Linked DNA regions of Mus musculus: region 1 is linked to region 2. A link is a loop called in an ENCODE intact Hi-C map of the cell type or tissue named here. Cell type or tissue: heart. All regions are shown on one strand. Each heading gives the region's core, and the rest is flanking DNA. Links, peaks and the distances in the headings are about the cores only. Region 1 holds the start of Pigb (phosphatidylinositol glycan anchor biosynthesis, class B). Region 2 holds the start of Ccpg1os (cell cycle progression 1, opposite strand).

Region 1 (7,148 bases), core at 1-2,500, 54 kb after region 2:
ACTGCCAGTATTCATCAGGAACAAAGCTTGTCTGCACTAAGAAGCAGTTAAGTATTCGCAGAGCGATGGTAAACAAGACCAGGTAAGTGTTTTCTCCAAGAAGACCTGGAAAGCAAATCAAAGCAGTAAGTGTGGCATAAAAGTGAGCGAGTTCCCCCCACCCCCCAATGCCACATGCCCGGTGCACTGGCTCCCTCTCTGTTAACACCTTCCACAGCACTCCACTGAGCTAGCTGAGGCACTAGCTCAGGGGTGGAACTCTTGTCTAGCTTGCTGAGGCCATGGAGTGTTTTCTATTCCCTAGCAATCTGTAGGGAATAGAAAACAACCCACGAACACCTCCCCCCACCGCAAAAAATAGATACAAACCCCACTAAAGAACACACAACGCACACACACACACAATTTGTTAACCACTGGTGAGTCTGAACCTGTTTTACTTGTGAGGATGCTAAGGTTCAGAAACTGCTTTGCCCAACACAAAAATACTGTTACTGACTAGGTAGTCGGTCGGCTGTTTCCAAAGTTTGCTTTTCCCAGTGTGCAGGCAGCCTGTATTTTCGCTTTAGTTACCAACAGTGGTGGTGCTTGGAGGTAGGGAAAGATTTTATGTGAAAATCTGTATGCCAGGTGTGATGATGTGACATCACCACACAGCACTGGGGAGACTGATGCAGGAGGATTGAGACACGTCTAAGCACAGTCAGCACAACACAGCGAAGAGACTGTGTTCAGCGAGCCTGAGCTCATTGCCACCACGCTGTGTAGTCCCAGGTGCCCCGAGCTCTGCCGTGAGCCCGGCACTCACCACGGCGCGGAGAGCGTTTCTCCTGCGCGCTCACGTACTGCCTGGACTTCCTCCTCCGCAGCTTCATTTCTCCCGAGCTGCCGTGGAGATTGCGGGAGGCCGGGTTATAGTCGGCGGCCTGGGACTCCATCCTCCCCGGCTACCTGCAGCCCACGGTGCCCGCCCCTCACTTTCTTGTAGGCGGACACATGCCACTAAGATTGGGCCCCGCGAGCCGCCGTCCCTTCGCTGCTCCGGCACTACCGCGGCAGGAAGTGCTGCCGGAAGCGGATGAGTCTCCGGGTGGGTCAGGAGCAAACCTCCCTGACCAGTGTTCAATGCTGGAAAAGACAAAAATAAAGATTCTGGATTCTTTACTCCGCCTGACACACCTCGCACAGCGCCCGCCGAGGAGGCGCTCGGAGGTAACAGAGCAGAGGGAGGCAGTGCATCGCTGAGGACCAGCTCCCGGGTGACCGCGGTGCTCATCCCTCACGCCACGTCCTCGCGTGGGAAGTTTCATCACGGTTCTTACAATAATAGGAAAAAGTTATAACTCAATGAATTTTTATTATCAATTTTTTACCACCCCAATGGATTTCTCTATCCCTAATTATCTATTTTCTAATCAACTTTTTATTTTCTGGAGTCGATCTCACTATGTAGATCAGACTGGCCTTGAACTCGGGAGAATTACCGTCTCTGCCTCATGAGTGCTGGGATTTAATGCCTAAGCCACCACACTCTGTCTCCTCTTATCTTTGTGACAGGGCCACAGTCTTATATAACCGTGGCTGGCCTGGAACTTGCTGTGTAGACCAGACTGGCCTCAAACTCCTGCCTCTGTCTTATGGATGTTGGGATCAAAAGCATGGGCCATCATGACCAGCAATCAAGGCATTTAAAAAATTAGTTGGTGGGGGCTGGAGAACTGGTTCAGGGCTTAAAAACACTGACTGCACTTGCAGAATACCCATATACTAGCCTGGTGTCTCCGAGGGTACCAGGCATGCGTGCTATTGCAGATACATACATGAAGACGAACACCCATACACATAAATTGTCTTTTGTGTGGTCAACTGTATAATCCAGGAGAAGACATGCTTTTCTTTCCTCGGCGAGCTTAAATTATGCCTGAGAACTATTTAGGGCAAGCTCCTTACAGTACAGGAAGGAGTTGCTGATTATTTTTGTGACCTGAGGCTTGGATTAAGGATCCATATCGGAGTCCAGAAAGTGTGTGGCTCCTTCCCTGTGCTCTCTTCATTCACAGCCTCTGACCCAGATGCTGAGGGGGTTGACACGGAAAGTGCTGTGTTGTTCATTTGTCACTTTCTACTGTTTTCAGTTGTTGGATCGAGAAGCAAAATCTTCTACACCCCCACCCCATTTTTCTCAAAGAAGGCATGCAAATGATTTGCGTTTGATTTCTCCTAAAATATCAAAAGAACTCAACATAATTTGCTTTTGCTTTTTTTGAGATAGGCTCTTACTATGTAGCCTTGGCTGGCTTGGAACTCAGCTCTTTAGACCAGACAGGCCTCAGACTCACATAGTCTCTGCCCACACCTGGTGCTGGAATTAAAATCCTGCACCACCACACCTGGCTCAGTGAAGTTTTACAGCCTCTTAAAAATCGCTTTTGTCATACAGCTTGCTTAAAAGAGTTACAGCTACTGCAGAAGGCATAGTGAGGTCACTTGTCCCCTCTCTCTATCATCCTTTAGAGGAAGCTTAAACAGAGACACTCACTTCTGAGTCCTTTCGGGCACCTCTTGGAGAAAAAGTATTAAACGACTTGAAAGCCGTCAGCCATCCCTTCCCCTCCTTTTGCCATTTTGAAAATTACCAGTTTAAACGCTCTGAGAAGACTTCCAGCAGCCATGTTAGTGGCGCACACCTGTCATCCTAACACTGGGGTGGTGAAGGCAGAATTGTAATCTAGAGCAGCCTGCCTATCATAAAGAACCAGAACAAACACTCAAATGCAAAATAACTCACAGGCAAATACACACAAAATAACTCACAGGCAAATACACACAAAATAACTCCCTGGGAACATCCCCTGATAGAAGAGGATGCATCTCTGTCTCACACCACCCTCAAACTTGCATTCCCTATAGGTTCCTTTTTAAGGTTTTTATTGACTTGTTCTCCGAGAACCTGTTATGGAATCCAGACTGGCCGCCAACTGGCAGTGCAGCCAGAGGGTAACCTTGAGTTCCTGATCCTCTTGCCTGGACCCAACTGTTGGGAATATGAGCATGTGCTACGATGCCTGGAAGAAATAACAATTTTAATATAAAATATGATTTTTAACTACTGACAACCTAATTGAGATTTTAGAAAATATCCCATAGTAAGCCTATGTGCTGTCATGCTACCCTTATGTATTTATTAGTTAGTGATTCTTGGTTTTTTTAAAGATTTATTTTATGTACATGGGTACACTGTAGCTGTACAGATGGTTGTGAGCCTTCATGTGGTTGTTGGGAATTGAATTTTTTTAGGACCTCTGCTTGCTCAGTCCCAAAGATTTATTTATTATACATAAGTACACCGTAGTTGACTTCAGACTCACCAGAAGTGGGCGTCAGATCCCATGACGGATGGTTGTGAGCCACCATGTGGTTGCTGGGAATTGAACTCAGGACCTCTGGAAGAGCAGTCAGTGCTCTTAACCGCTGAGCCATCTCTCCAGCCCTAGTTAGTGATTTTTAAATATTACAAAACATTCATGCCAGAGGAAAGTAGTAACAAGTCTTCTAAAGAGCAGATGGGGCTGGAGTGAAGAGTGAGCTGCTGTTCCGGAGGACCTGAGTTCAGTTCCCAGCACCTGTGTTAGATGACAGCTGCCTGTAACTTTCTGGCTTCCAGACTCCTGCACTCAGTCGCACACATAGCACAAAATAAAATTGTTTCTAAAAGTCTGCTGTACTAAGTGGTCCTTTTTTTTTTTTTTTTTTTTTTTTTTTTGTCCCTTTTCCTTAGAAACAGCTCTGAAGCGGTTTGCTGCCCGGGGAGCATAGCCACCCTCAGCTTGTGCGCTACCTGCCGCTGCAATGCTCGGGAGATTGCCACTTCCACAACTGCTTTTTGCTGCCATCCTTGGAATTGCTGGAGGAATGTATATTTATCAGCCAATATTTGAACAATATTCCAGAGATCAGAAGGAATTAAAAGAAAAGGTGAAGTTGTTGGAAGAATCAGAAGAAAAGGGAGCTAATTCTGCATAAACTGAAATTGTAAACCTTGCTTAACGTTCTATTGAAATCACACCGACTATTAGTCTAGTAAGACTTTAGGTATGCTTTAAATAAATAAATCATGGGTAATGAATCTAAGTTATTTATAAAGGTAGTTCTTGGGCTGGAGAGATGGCTCAGCAGTTAAGAACACTGACTGTTCTTCCAGGGGTCCTAAGTTCAATTCCCAGCAACCACATGGTGGCTCACAACCATCTGTAATGGGATCTGATGCCCTCTTCTGGTGTGTCTGAAGACAGCAGTGTACTCATATACAGAAAATAAATAAATCCAGACACTACAAGAGGGCATCTGAGCCTCATTACAAATGGTTTTGAGCCACCATGTGTTTGCTGGGAATTGAACTCAGGACCTCTGGAAAAACAGTCAGTGCTCTTAACCACTGAGCCATTTCTCTAGTCTGGCATGTTTTTTGTTTGTTTGTTTGTTTGTTTGTTTTCATTGTTTGCTGGTTTAGAGTATGTCACATAATCTCAGACCAGGCTGAGACATGGACTCTTGGAACCAGATGCATAGTCAAGTCTCAGGGCACAGATGAAGCCCTAGGTTTCAGGACCAGCACCTCACACCCTGGGCAAAGTGATGCAGTTGTGTGATCCAGGCACTCAGGTGGAAGCAGGAGGATCAGAAGTACCAGCCATTACCAGTGACAGTGTTGTTCCCCAATATAGTTCATAGACCTTCGTCACCTCCAGGTTTATGTGTAGGATGCCTGGTCTCCAGGGTGATGGTATTGAAAGCTGGTACCTTTTTTTTTTTTTTTTTTTTTTTTTGGTTTTTTGAGACAGGGTTTCTCTGTGTAGCCCTCGCTGTCTGGGAACTCACTCTGTAGACCAGGCTAGCCTCGAACTCAGAAATCCACCTGTCTTGGCCTCTAGTGATAGCTCCTTGAGAGCTAGTGCCAGAGCCGGGTGGTGGTGACGTCGGCACACGCCTTTAATCCCAGCACTCGGGAGGAGGCAGAGGCAGACGGATTTCTGAGTTCAAGGCCAGCCTGGTCTACAGAGTGAGTTCCAGGACAGCCAGGGCTACACAGAAAAACCCTGTCTCGAAAAACCAAAAAGAAAAAAAAAAAAAGAGCTAGTGCCTGAAGGAAGATGGTTGCCTTGCTTTTCCTGGGGAGGGTATTTCTCTTCAGCCCTGATGGAATGATAGAAAAGATTCTGTACCGGTCCAGTTTATTGGGGTTGCTTACAAGCGTGGGTGACTCCAGTAGCTGCCATCTACAGATTGAGAAACTGCACTGTGGTGCAGTCCTAGTAGCTACAGACAGGAGGGGTGACTGGGTGTGCAGGTGGGTGGGACAGCTGGACCGCGGAGTTTGTGGTGGCAGGCCCTAGGGATGAATGAAACTGCATGGACAGAACTTAGCCCAGTCTTCCTTCTCAGCATTTTGCTTGTCTTGGAAGTGGAATTCTGAAAGCAACAGGGCAGGCCCAAAGGCCAGTGTGAAGCGCAGAACCACCTTTGGACGGATTTGGCTAATGTCCTCCATCCCCAGGTTGAGACCCAGACTGCTCACAGAAAACCCTAGGCATCGGTAGAAGGCCACTAGGAGGCAGCAGAGGGTCATAGGCTGCTCCGGACCCTGCCGGGTCTTAGCATGTTATGCCACCCCATAATTTCCCTCTTACTGTGCAGTAACTGCCTGCCCTAACAGTGTTTTAGGACTTCAGGGTGAGTGTAATCCGAGTTAGACTGTGTGCATGTAGACTCCGCTGGCCATTGCCTTCCAGAATAGTGTTTATTTTCTTCTGACTGAATCTTACCTATTTTTCTCATCATCGAGTCCAGGAACCCCAGTAGGCCATGCCCAAGCTGTCTCCAGGGAGGATGCACAGCCATGAAAAAGCTTTTAGGACAGACCTTTGGAGTCTCCAGGGCACGCCTCGCCTTACCCGGATCCTGGGGCAATTTGAGCTTTTTGTGAATGGCTCTCTTGGTCTCAAGGAAAACCACCCTCTGTGGTTCTCACACCTTTCAGAAGGGGCGAGGAGACCCGATCCGTGCCAGGCGAGGCGAGCAGTCGTTTCTGTGGCTGGGGGCCTGCGGGCAGGTGACAGGAGGCGGAGGTGGAGGCCGCTCAGGACCCGCCCCCACCGCGCTCTCCTCTACGGGAAGTGATGTGGGGCCAGACGGAAAATAGCGCCAAGCACCCAAAAAAGGCCAGTCGCACGGGGTCCCGAGCTCCATTTGGAAGGGAGTACCTAAGGGATAGAGCACAGCGAGGACGCGGCACGTTGGGAATCTAGCACTGCAGGGACGCAACACCGCAGGGACAGCACCGGACAGAGCACCAAACCGGGTGAGCACTCAGCGTTCTGGGCGCGCTGCAGATTGCAGGCGAGCAAGTCAGCCCTAGGGCAACCAGGGGACAGATCTTCGGAATGGATGCTGGTTTTCTGGAGTTCCAGGGGCTGAAGGTTATCCCGGGTGGCATCTAGGTGCCAAAATCCCTTTAATGAGGGGAAGAGAAATAGGTCTGCCCATCCCTCTGTCCTTCCCTCACTTCGGTTTTAGAAGTCTTTGACTTTAAAGTCTTTAGAGTCCTGCTGCTTTCAGGTGAGAAAGGGCTCTGCCTTTTCCTGTCATTCAGAGAACCCAGCTGGTCAGCCTGGTCTTAGAGTCACCCTATCGGAGGTAGAATTGATGGATGACATATTTTGGTCACTTTGCCAAGACCGGGTCTCTGGCCCAGTAGCTGGGTACCGATTTGGAAAGCCAGCTCTGTAATGTAGGAGATCTTGAGGCGTCTCAGCAGCCCCCCTGGCCTTTGCATCTTGCTGTTGTCTGGAGTATTCCCCTAGGCTTCTCTTTCAAGCCCAAGGGCTAACAGCTGTTCTGCCTTAGCTGTTCAGCCCAGCCGGGTGAGGAAGGCAGGAGACATTTCGTATTCTTTAAAGCTCCCTGTAGAGTGGAACCGGTATGGGAAAAGTAATCCCTGCATTTGGAAGGTGGACAGAGAAGGATCCAGGGTTCAAGGTCAGCCTTTGCTACATAGTGTGTGCTTGAAACCAGCCTGGGTTACAGGAGACTCTTTCTCAAAAAACAAACACCAAAAAGAAAGGAAGGGGGGGTATTCAGAAATGCTAAGC
Region 2 (8,275 bases), core at 1,938-4,437:
CCAGCGTCCACTGTGGACTGCCCACTTTCACCTCCCATCCTGGACAACAGTGAATTTCCTGGAGAAATCAGAATCCTTAGGAGTTCTCCTGCAGTTCTAGGACTATAGGCCTAGGCTGCCAATGCCCTGCTAGTCAGGTTCTGGTTAACACAACTGAGTTGTTTCTCAATCCCAGGATTCTTTTAGTATCTAAGTAAAATTCAGTTTCTGAATGTTAAGTTAAAAATCTGCAAATTACAGGCTGGAGATGTGGCTTAGTTGGTAGCATGCTTGCCTAACATATATAGGCCCTGGGGTCTATTTCCAGTACCACATGAACTAGGCACGATGGTTCATACCAGTAATCACACAGAGGGTCAGAAGGGTCATCTCAGGGAGACAAGCCATCATGGGATACAGGAAGCCCTGTCTCAAAAAAGAAAAAAATCTAGAAATTAGAATACTAGAAAAGTGTGGTGTAAGGCAGGAACTTCCATCTAGATGTAACCCACTTAAAAATAGCTAAGGATGCTTTTAATCCCAGCACTTGGGAGGCAGAGGCAGGTAGATTTCTGAATTTGAGGCCAGCCTGGTCTACAAAGTGAGTTCCAGGACAGCCAGGGCTACACAGAGAAACCCTGACTCGGAAAAACCAAAAAAAAAAAAAAAAAAAAAAAAAAAAAAAAAAAAAAAAGAAGAAGAAGAAGAAGAAGAAGAAGAAGAAGAAGAAGAAGAAGAAGAAGAAGAAGAAGAAGAAGCAGCAGCAGCAGCAGCTAAGAACATCAACAAAACCCAAGAAGAAGAAGAAGAAGAAGAAGAAGAAGAAGAAGAAGAAGAAGCAGCAGCAGCAGCTAAGAACATCAACAAAACCCAAACCACAGATTTTGAGCTACCTTGAAGGAAAGGTGAATAGAATCATTAAAATGCTGGATGCATGGATTTTTCTTCTTTTTTCTTCAAGATTTGCTTATTTTACATATATGGATGCTCTATCTGCATGTACACCTGTACACCAGGAGATGGCATCAGCATAGATGGTTGTGAGCCACCTTATGGTTGCTGGGAATCAAACTCAGGACCTCTGGGGAGCACGTAGTGCTCTTAACAGATGAGCCATCTCTCTTTCAATGATTACTCGGCCTCAAACTCCTGGCAATTCTCCTGCCTTCATAGTGCTGGGATTCTAGGTCTGGGCCACTCCTGTCTAACTGTACCATGGGGTTTTGTTTTGTTTTGTTTTGTTTTTTTTTTATATTACTATTCTCCTTCAGTTACCATCAAATCACCCTTGCTACTACTGGCCCTAAAACTAAATCACCTTTCTTGCCTCTCTTTTACATCTTGCTCCCTTTCCCTTCCTCCTTTCTCCACATGGTCATGGCTGGTCTCTACTTCTCTACTCTCTCCTTCTCTCTGCCTTTCTCTGCTTCTACTACTCTCTTAACTCCCCTCCACAAGCCCTAAATAAACTCTATTCTACATTATAAACAAAACAAAACAAAACAAAACAAAAAGCCCTAAATCACTGTAGTGGCTATTCCTGGTTGTCAACTTGACTATATTTGGAATGAACTACAATCCAGAATTGGAAGGCTCACCAGTGACCCTTATCTGGAGGCTTGGAGATAGAAGATTCTGATCTGGATCTTGGTATGGAGATCTTGAGGCATAGTGGCTATGGATTCCAGAGGATTAAATCTCCGAGTTCAAGGTCATCCGGGATTAAAGGTGTGGTAGAACACACCTTTAATCTGGGCTACACCTTCTGCTGGAGACAATATAAGGACATTGGAAGAAGGGAGTCTTGCTCTTGCTCCTTCGCCTGCTTGCTGTGTGAGACTGAGTGAGTAACTGCTGGATCCTTGGACTTCCATTCACAGCTGCGACTGAACCATTGTTGGGAATTGGGCTGGGGACTGTAAGTCATCAATAAATTCTTTTACTATATAGAGACTATCCATAGGTTCTGTGACTCTAGAGAACCCTGACTAACACAATCACCTTCAGGTCTAGATTTAATGATTTTAAAAAGTCACTTCAATAATCCAAGTCACCAGGTGTCTTATCTACACCAAGTCATGGGGGACCGTGCTATCTCGTCTACAGCTCATAAGTAATCAAAGTAAGTACCACTTTACAAACCCACTCACTGTAAAGCCAGCTTTGTTATTTAAATTTTCGCCTGTTCACCAAGTTGGAAGAGCAGAGTGTAGTAGCATAGGCCTGTAATCCTAACACTTGGGAAATAAAGGCAAGGGGTTCTGGAATTCAGTGCCAGCTACACAAAGAATTTAAAGTCAGCCCGAGTTACTCTGAGAAGCTCTGTCTCAAAAAAAACCCACCACCCAGAACTCCCCTCTCACCCAAACAAAAACGAGGGGTTAGGGATCTACCTCCTTTGTAGAGGGCTTTCTTAGCTTGTGTGAGGCTTGAGGTTCAATCCCTAGTTACAGCAACACAAATATCAGATCTAAATGTGAACTAGCTTTTGCCCAACATCAGCTTGTTGAATGGTTTCCTTTACTGTTTACTCACTAGACAGGTAGGGGACAGAGGAACGGTAACTTCCCTCTGGGGTGAGTGCACTCCTATTCACCCTCTTCCATCCTTTTAGACTAGGCATACTCTAAGTGACAAAAACATGAAGGTTCTAGGGCTGGGAGGTGTAGTTCAGTAGAACAGAGATTACCTACCATGCACAAGTCCCTGAGTTCGATCCCCACGACTGCAAATAGATAATGCAAAACAAAAACCATCCTGGACAAAAGATCATTTGTAGTGAGGTGCCTCCTATACACCTTCAGAGTAATTACTTTGTGGATCGTGCATTTAAACTTGTAAATATAACAGCTTGGTGACTAGTGAGTGGGAGTAGATGGTGCCTCAAACACTATTATGAATTCGACTTTCAAAAGCATCTAGCTCTCTGCCCAAACCCACCAAGTCGCAGTCTGTCTCTCTCGCCATCTTAATCTCTTCGGCAAAAGCAACTCTTTCCTGATAGCGAGAAGTCTGGCGAAGGCGTAGGGCCCAGTCTTCTTACAGAACCGACGGAAAGCAACAGCAAGACGATCGGAGTCCCGTAAACTACAATTTCTGGGGAGGAAGACGGTGGGTGGAAACCCTCCGTCTTCCAGTGTGGCAGCCCGTCTCCGTGGCAACCGGCTGCAGGCGTGGGAGCCCGGATGTTGTGGAGATCCGCAGTCGCTCCGCCCAGCTTCCGGTAGCCTCAGGGGTGCGGGCCGTACGCATCTTCGGGAGTCGTAGTTCTTTTTGCTCGCCGCGAGCTGGCAGGAGACGTAGGAGGAACTTCAAGTCCCAGCATGCCTTGCTGCGCCGCGCCTGCCACCGCTTCCCCGCTGCGGACGCCTGCGAGCAGGTTGTTGTTTTTATGAGGCGTCACTGGCGTCTGGAGCGCGGACGCCGCCACGGTGACAGCTGGCGCGGTCGGGCGGAAGAGGCGCTGTCTTCGGGTAAGACCCTGGGGCGCAGGTCGGGCTGATGGGGCGGCCGCGGGCTGCAACTCGTACCTTCGGGCGCAGCGCCGGGAGGCTTTCTCCTGGTGGATGCCTTGGTCCTCGGGCGACCTCGGGCGGAGGGCGCGACCTGGCAGGTGTTAGGCGCGGGCTCGCAGGCTGCAGCCCCGCGAGCTCGGAGCTGGGCGCCCCGGGATTCAGGTGCAGCTGCATCCGTATGCTGAGATGCCGCGTGCGTCACTCTGAGCCGGCTCGGAGGTCCCAGGTGTCAGGAATAGAAAAGTGTGCACCCCAGAAGTATACTCCTATTCAGCCCCGAAGCCTGTTCTCCGCCCGTTCTTCACGCTTCCCCTCCGGGTCCTTACCAGCGTTTGTTAGGCTGACGGCTTGTCCTAAGTAGCAGCTGCGCGTGTGTCGTTTGTGTTTACCTCTCATTTATCCCAACTCTGCCAGGGGCAGCGCCCGAGTTCTAGACCGCAACCAGCTGGGGTGTTTTCCTTAAGGGTGAACCATCATGCACTGCCCTCTCCCACTTTTGCTTTATTGGCTGTATGGGGCTGCTTGTCCCTAGAAAGGGCAACCAGTTGGTTATTCTCAGTTAGGGGTGCTATGAGACCTTTCCAGCAAGGTCACATAATGTTTGAAATGTCAGCACTAACTATCTTAAAGACCCAATATTTTTTCTTTCGCCTTTTTTTTTTTTTTTTGGAGTGGGTGGATTGGGTTTTTTTGGTTTGTTTGTTTTTGTTTTTTGAGGTAGGGTTTCTCTGTGTATCTCCACCTATCCTAAAACTTGCACTGTAGTCCAAGCTGACCTCCAACTCAGAAATCCGTTTGCCTCTGCCTTCTGAGTCCACCGACTAACTTTAAGATCCCAATCTTAATAGGTCTTAGATTTCTCAGGGGATATTTATCATGTATAACTGGTGTGAGTAGTTTGCTATTCTGACAAGCTCAAGTCACAGGGGAACTGAGAAGGTTGTTAAGGGTGAGTTAATGCTTTTGGCTTTTTTTTCTTGCTGTGTATCTCTGGCTGTCCTGATACTAATATATCCCAGGCTAGACCTGGGAGTTCTCTTGCCTAAGCGTCCTAGGCACTGTGATCGTAGTTGGGTACCATGGAGCCTGCTGTAAATGCTGTTTTAACCCTGTTACACCAAAGTTGAAATTCCAGTTAAAGGTGGTACCCCAGATATTTAGAAACTGAAGCAGGGGAATGGCAAGTTTGAGACCACTTGAGCAATATAGTGGAGAGCATATTTCTGTATAAAAAGACCGGAGAATGTAGTTCTTTGGTACAGTACTTGCTTAATGTATGTGAGGCCCTGAGTTTAAGCCCCAGGATGATCAGAACAACTCCTAGAACCAGTTTTGTACTGTAAGCCAAAGAATAGACTGTTGTGTTTCCATTGGAGTTTTAAGGATATTTAGTTATGAAGGTGATTGTCTAGGATGTGAAACTAAACTGACCTCTTTACGCTTTACTGTGTTTTCTGGGGATGCACCACCTTTTTTTTTTTTTTTTTTTTTTTAAAAGATGTGTTTTTGTATGTTTTGTCTGCTGTAAAGGCAGCTTGTGTATGCAGTGCCTGTGGAGACCAGAAGAGTTGGGAACTGTCCTCCTAGTATTTGTTCTCCACCATTGAGCTGTTTCTTCAGCTCTGAAATCTTTAAAAGACAGCATCTCATATAGCCCAGGCCAGCTACCAGTTGGCTATGTAGCCTTGAATTCTACATGCTCTTGCCTCCATTATCTTTAGATTCTTTAAGTATGACTTTCTAAAGTAAATGGGCTGGCAAGGTGTCTCCATGGGTAAGGGGACTCGCTGAACAAGTCTGCCATCAGAGGTTCATTTCTGGAACCCACAGGATGGAGAGAACTGACCCCCCATAAGTTGCTCACTGTCCTCTGAACACAGATGCACAGAGATGGGGGTGGGGGGCTGTGGGGCTGGGTGTTGGGCTTAAAAACTAAAAGTAAATAAAGAAGTTAGTGTAATGGCCTAGGTCTAACATAGCTTAGGAGGCATAGGCAGAACAATTGGAAATTTAAGGCCAATCTGAGCTACACAACAAGATCCAGTTTCCAAAAAAGGACAAAGCAGTACACAGTCCAAACAGGGTAGCCGGGTGGGTGGTGCACACTAATCCCTTCACTAAGGAGGCAGGCCTTACCTCAAAAAAGCAAATCAGGAAGTAGGAAAAAAAAAAAACCCAACAAGACACATGCAAACTGATCAACAACAAAAGAAACCAAAGCACAGCTGGGCAGTGATGGCTCATGCCTTTATTAATCCCGGTCCTTGGGAGGTAGAGGCAGGTGGATTTCTGAGTTCCAGGACAGCCAGGGCTATACAGAGAAACCTAGTCTCGAAACCCCCCCCAAAAAAAAAAAAAAAAAAAAAAGAAAGAAAGAAACAAACAAACCAAAGCACAATCCTCAGTTATACTGAATTCACAAACCATATATGAATTTAAATGGAAATTATTTTGAGGAGAAGGGAAAGAGACCAATTAGTTGTCTGGAAAGAATAAAAAGCATCCTAACAATAATTCTTAGCATGTATGTGTCTTTTGACCTGTTGTTAACTAGAACAAAAATGAAACATAAAAGATACTTTAGACTAGACAAATCTTGGTTATTTTAATACACATGCAAAAAAAAAATATGTGGAGGGGCAGGAGACAGTCTTACTGTACCCTTGGCTGGTCTCTGATTCACTGACCCGGGCCACCATGTTCAGCTGAAAACAGCTTGTTTATTTGTAAGCATTTACAAGTGGGAGTTAGCTTGGAGTGATAGAACTTGCCTATAATCCTTATACATGGGAGGTCAGAAGAAGAATCAGGAGTCCACGGTTATCCTGGCTAACAGACCCTGTTTGAAGATAATTAAGTAGTAGGCTTTATATGTCTGATAATTTGAGCTATATTTAATTTTTTTGTTAGATTCAGTGTGAACAGATAAAATTATACAATTCATTAGTCTACATCTTTGCTTCTGTTCTTCTAAAGAATAGTGACTGTGTTTCGTCATTAGCGACCTTAGGAGGAGTAACTCTCATCACTTTGCCTTGGTTATATTTTTATTTTGTATGTAAACAGAGGAAAGGATAATTTATGGGAATCTCAGACTCACCATGTGATTGTGTCCTGGAGGTCAAATTCTGGCTGCCCAGCTTGGTGGCTGTGAGCCCAGGTATAACCTTTGAGTTATACCTCCGTTTTGTTTTTGTTTTTCTGAGACAGGGTTTCTTGGCGAAACACCCTAGGCTGTCCTGGACTAGTAGACCAGGTTGGCCTCCACCTGCCTCTGCGTTCTGAGCTCTGGGATTCTTTGTTTTGTTTTCTTTTTTAAGACAGGGTCTTCCTCAGCCCAAGGCCTGGAGCTTGCTGCAGTTTTCTGCCTTAGCCTTCTGAGTACAGGTGTGAGCCAGCGTGAGCCAGCCTTTATTGCTTTTTAGATGGTAGTATTTTTGTTTTTTTAGGTTGTTTTAGTTGGGAGCTTTTCTCCACATGTCAGTTTCTTTTCAATATTTTCTGTCTTTTACTTGTGTTCTGTGTGTCTTGTGTGGATTTGTGAGCTGCCATGTGGATGGTGGGACTCAAACCCAGGTCTTCTGGAAGAACAGTCAGTGGTTTTAACCACTGAGCCATCTCACCAGTCCATCTTGTGTTGGTTTAATGTAGGCTTTGGGTCCATCCACAGGATATAAAAAGCATTTGTGCTAGAATAATATGTCTGAGCTGCCAAATTCCACAGTGTTGCTATTGTAGGTGAAATTGTATTTTTTAACCAACTTAAGAATTTTTTAAATTATTTGAATGTTAACTGTAAAAAGCCACACACCGTCATTTGGAAAACATCAAGAACGTGGCCTTCAGGGCCATCACTGCCTCCTCTCCAGGACTTTATTCTTAGGAACAATCAGATTTGGCTAGATTAAGGCAGGGAAAGAGGTTGATTTCAGGGCTTACTGTTTGCCTTGCTCCCTTAAACAGGACCAAATCATCTTTCAGTTTGAGTTCAGAGAAAGAGGTTAGTCCTGTACTATGTAAGGATTGCATGTAATATATTTAGGGATTTTTTGTTTTGTTTTAATTGGGCATTTAGAAGGGTATTTAATATGTGAAAAACCACTGAAGAGTCAGTAGGGTTTTCTGTAAGCTTTAGGAAGTCAGTAAGATGAGTTGCAGGTTTCCTCTTTCATTATATGAGAACAAAGTCTGATTTTTCTTAGTGAGTGTTGCTGACAGACTCAGCTCTTGAGTTCATATTGCCGATGAGCTCCAGAGAACGTGGAAAGGAAAACAGTGTTCAGTGATGAACAAGGATCTGAGGTACCAAGTCTTTCTGTTACTTCCAAGCTGGAAGTAGCCCCTGTGTACCTTCAAGGTGGACTTGGGAAGAGGGACTCAGGCCTTTGTAAGTGACCTGTGAAACTGAGTACACATCGTGATGGCAGTGCCATGCACATTCTTTTGGAGCATAATTTTGGTGAAGAAACATCCAGGGTTTTGTCTGTCTTCTAGGTAGAGCTGCGTAATGTGTTCTAGTCTGAAGACCAGTTAGTTCCCTTCCTCACTATGACTTAGCTCTTCTGATTAAAAGACCTGGAATTGTAAAGTGGTGCCTCTGTGGTTGGGCCTTTCTGTGTTTGTCTCAGTCTCATAGTTAGATGTGTTGAGGTCCTTTGTTTGATTTCATGGGAAGTGGCTTCTTTTTAATGTTGCCCTCATGAGCAGCAAGACTATTGAGTCTGAAATCCTCCTGGCAGGGAGGTGTGAAAGCCCTGGGTGGGGGTGGAGAGATGCCTTCT

The links. Peaks named below come from ENCODE experiments on the same cell type or tissue, not always from the same donor. Only the 100,000 strongest peaks of a DNase experiment are listed, where the experiment ranks them.
Region 1: a loop joins it to region 2, with 4 times the contacts of the local background. A loop is called at or near these places in 4 of 42 quality-filtered maps.

The regions. Positions count from the first base shown.
Region 1 is chr9:73,038,654-73,045,801 of GRCm38, forward strand. It overlaps Pigb (phosphatidylinositol glycan anchor biosynthesis, class B), which reads right to left and starts at 1,046. Exons shown (of 12, transcript NM_018889.3): 1 at 809-1,046; 2 at 1-105. The coding sequence starts at 938. Pigbos1 (Pigb opposite strand 1) reads left to right here and starts at 1,065. Exons shown (of 2, transcript NM_001308425.1): 1 at 1,065-1,212; 2 at 3,779-4,129. The coding sequence starts at 3,850. The coding sequence ends at 4,023. Rab27a (RAB27A, member RAS oncogene family) reads left to right here and starts at 6,157. Exons shown (of 6, transcript NM_023635.6): 1 at 6,157-6,358. In heart, for the core only: no CTCF peak of the experiment used is centred there; a DNase peak (open chromatin) is centred at 1,018; H3K4me3 peaks cover 2,114 bases; H3K27ac peaks cover 1,620 bases.
Region 2 is chr9:72,982,222-72,990,496 of GRCm38, forward strand. It overlaps Ccpg1os (cell cycle progression 1, opposite strand), which reads right to left and starts at 3,155. Exons shown (of 2, transcript NM_001198789.1): 1 at 2,920-3,155. The coding sequence starts at 2,946. Ccpg1 (cell cycle progression 1) reads left to right here and starts at 3,283. Exons shown (of 9, transcript NM_001286544.1): 1 at 3,283-3,452. In heart, for the core only: a CTCF peak has its summit at 3,484; DNase peaks (open chromatin) are centred at 3,230 and 3,890; H3K4me3 peaks cover 1,788 bases; H3K27ac peaks cover 1,493 bases.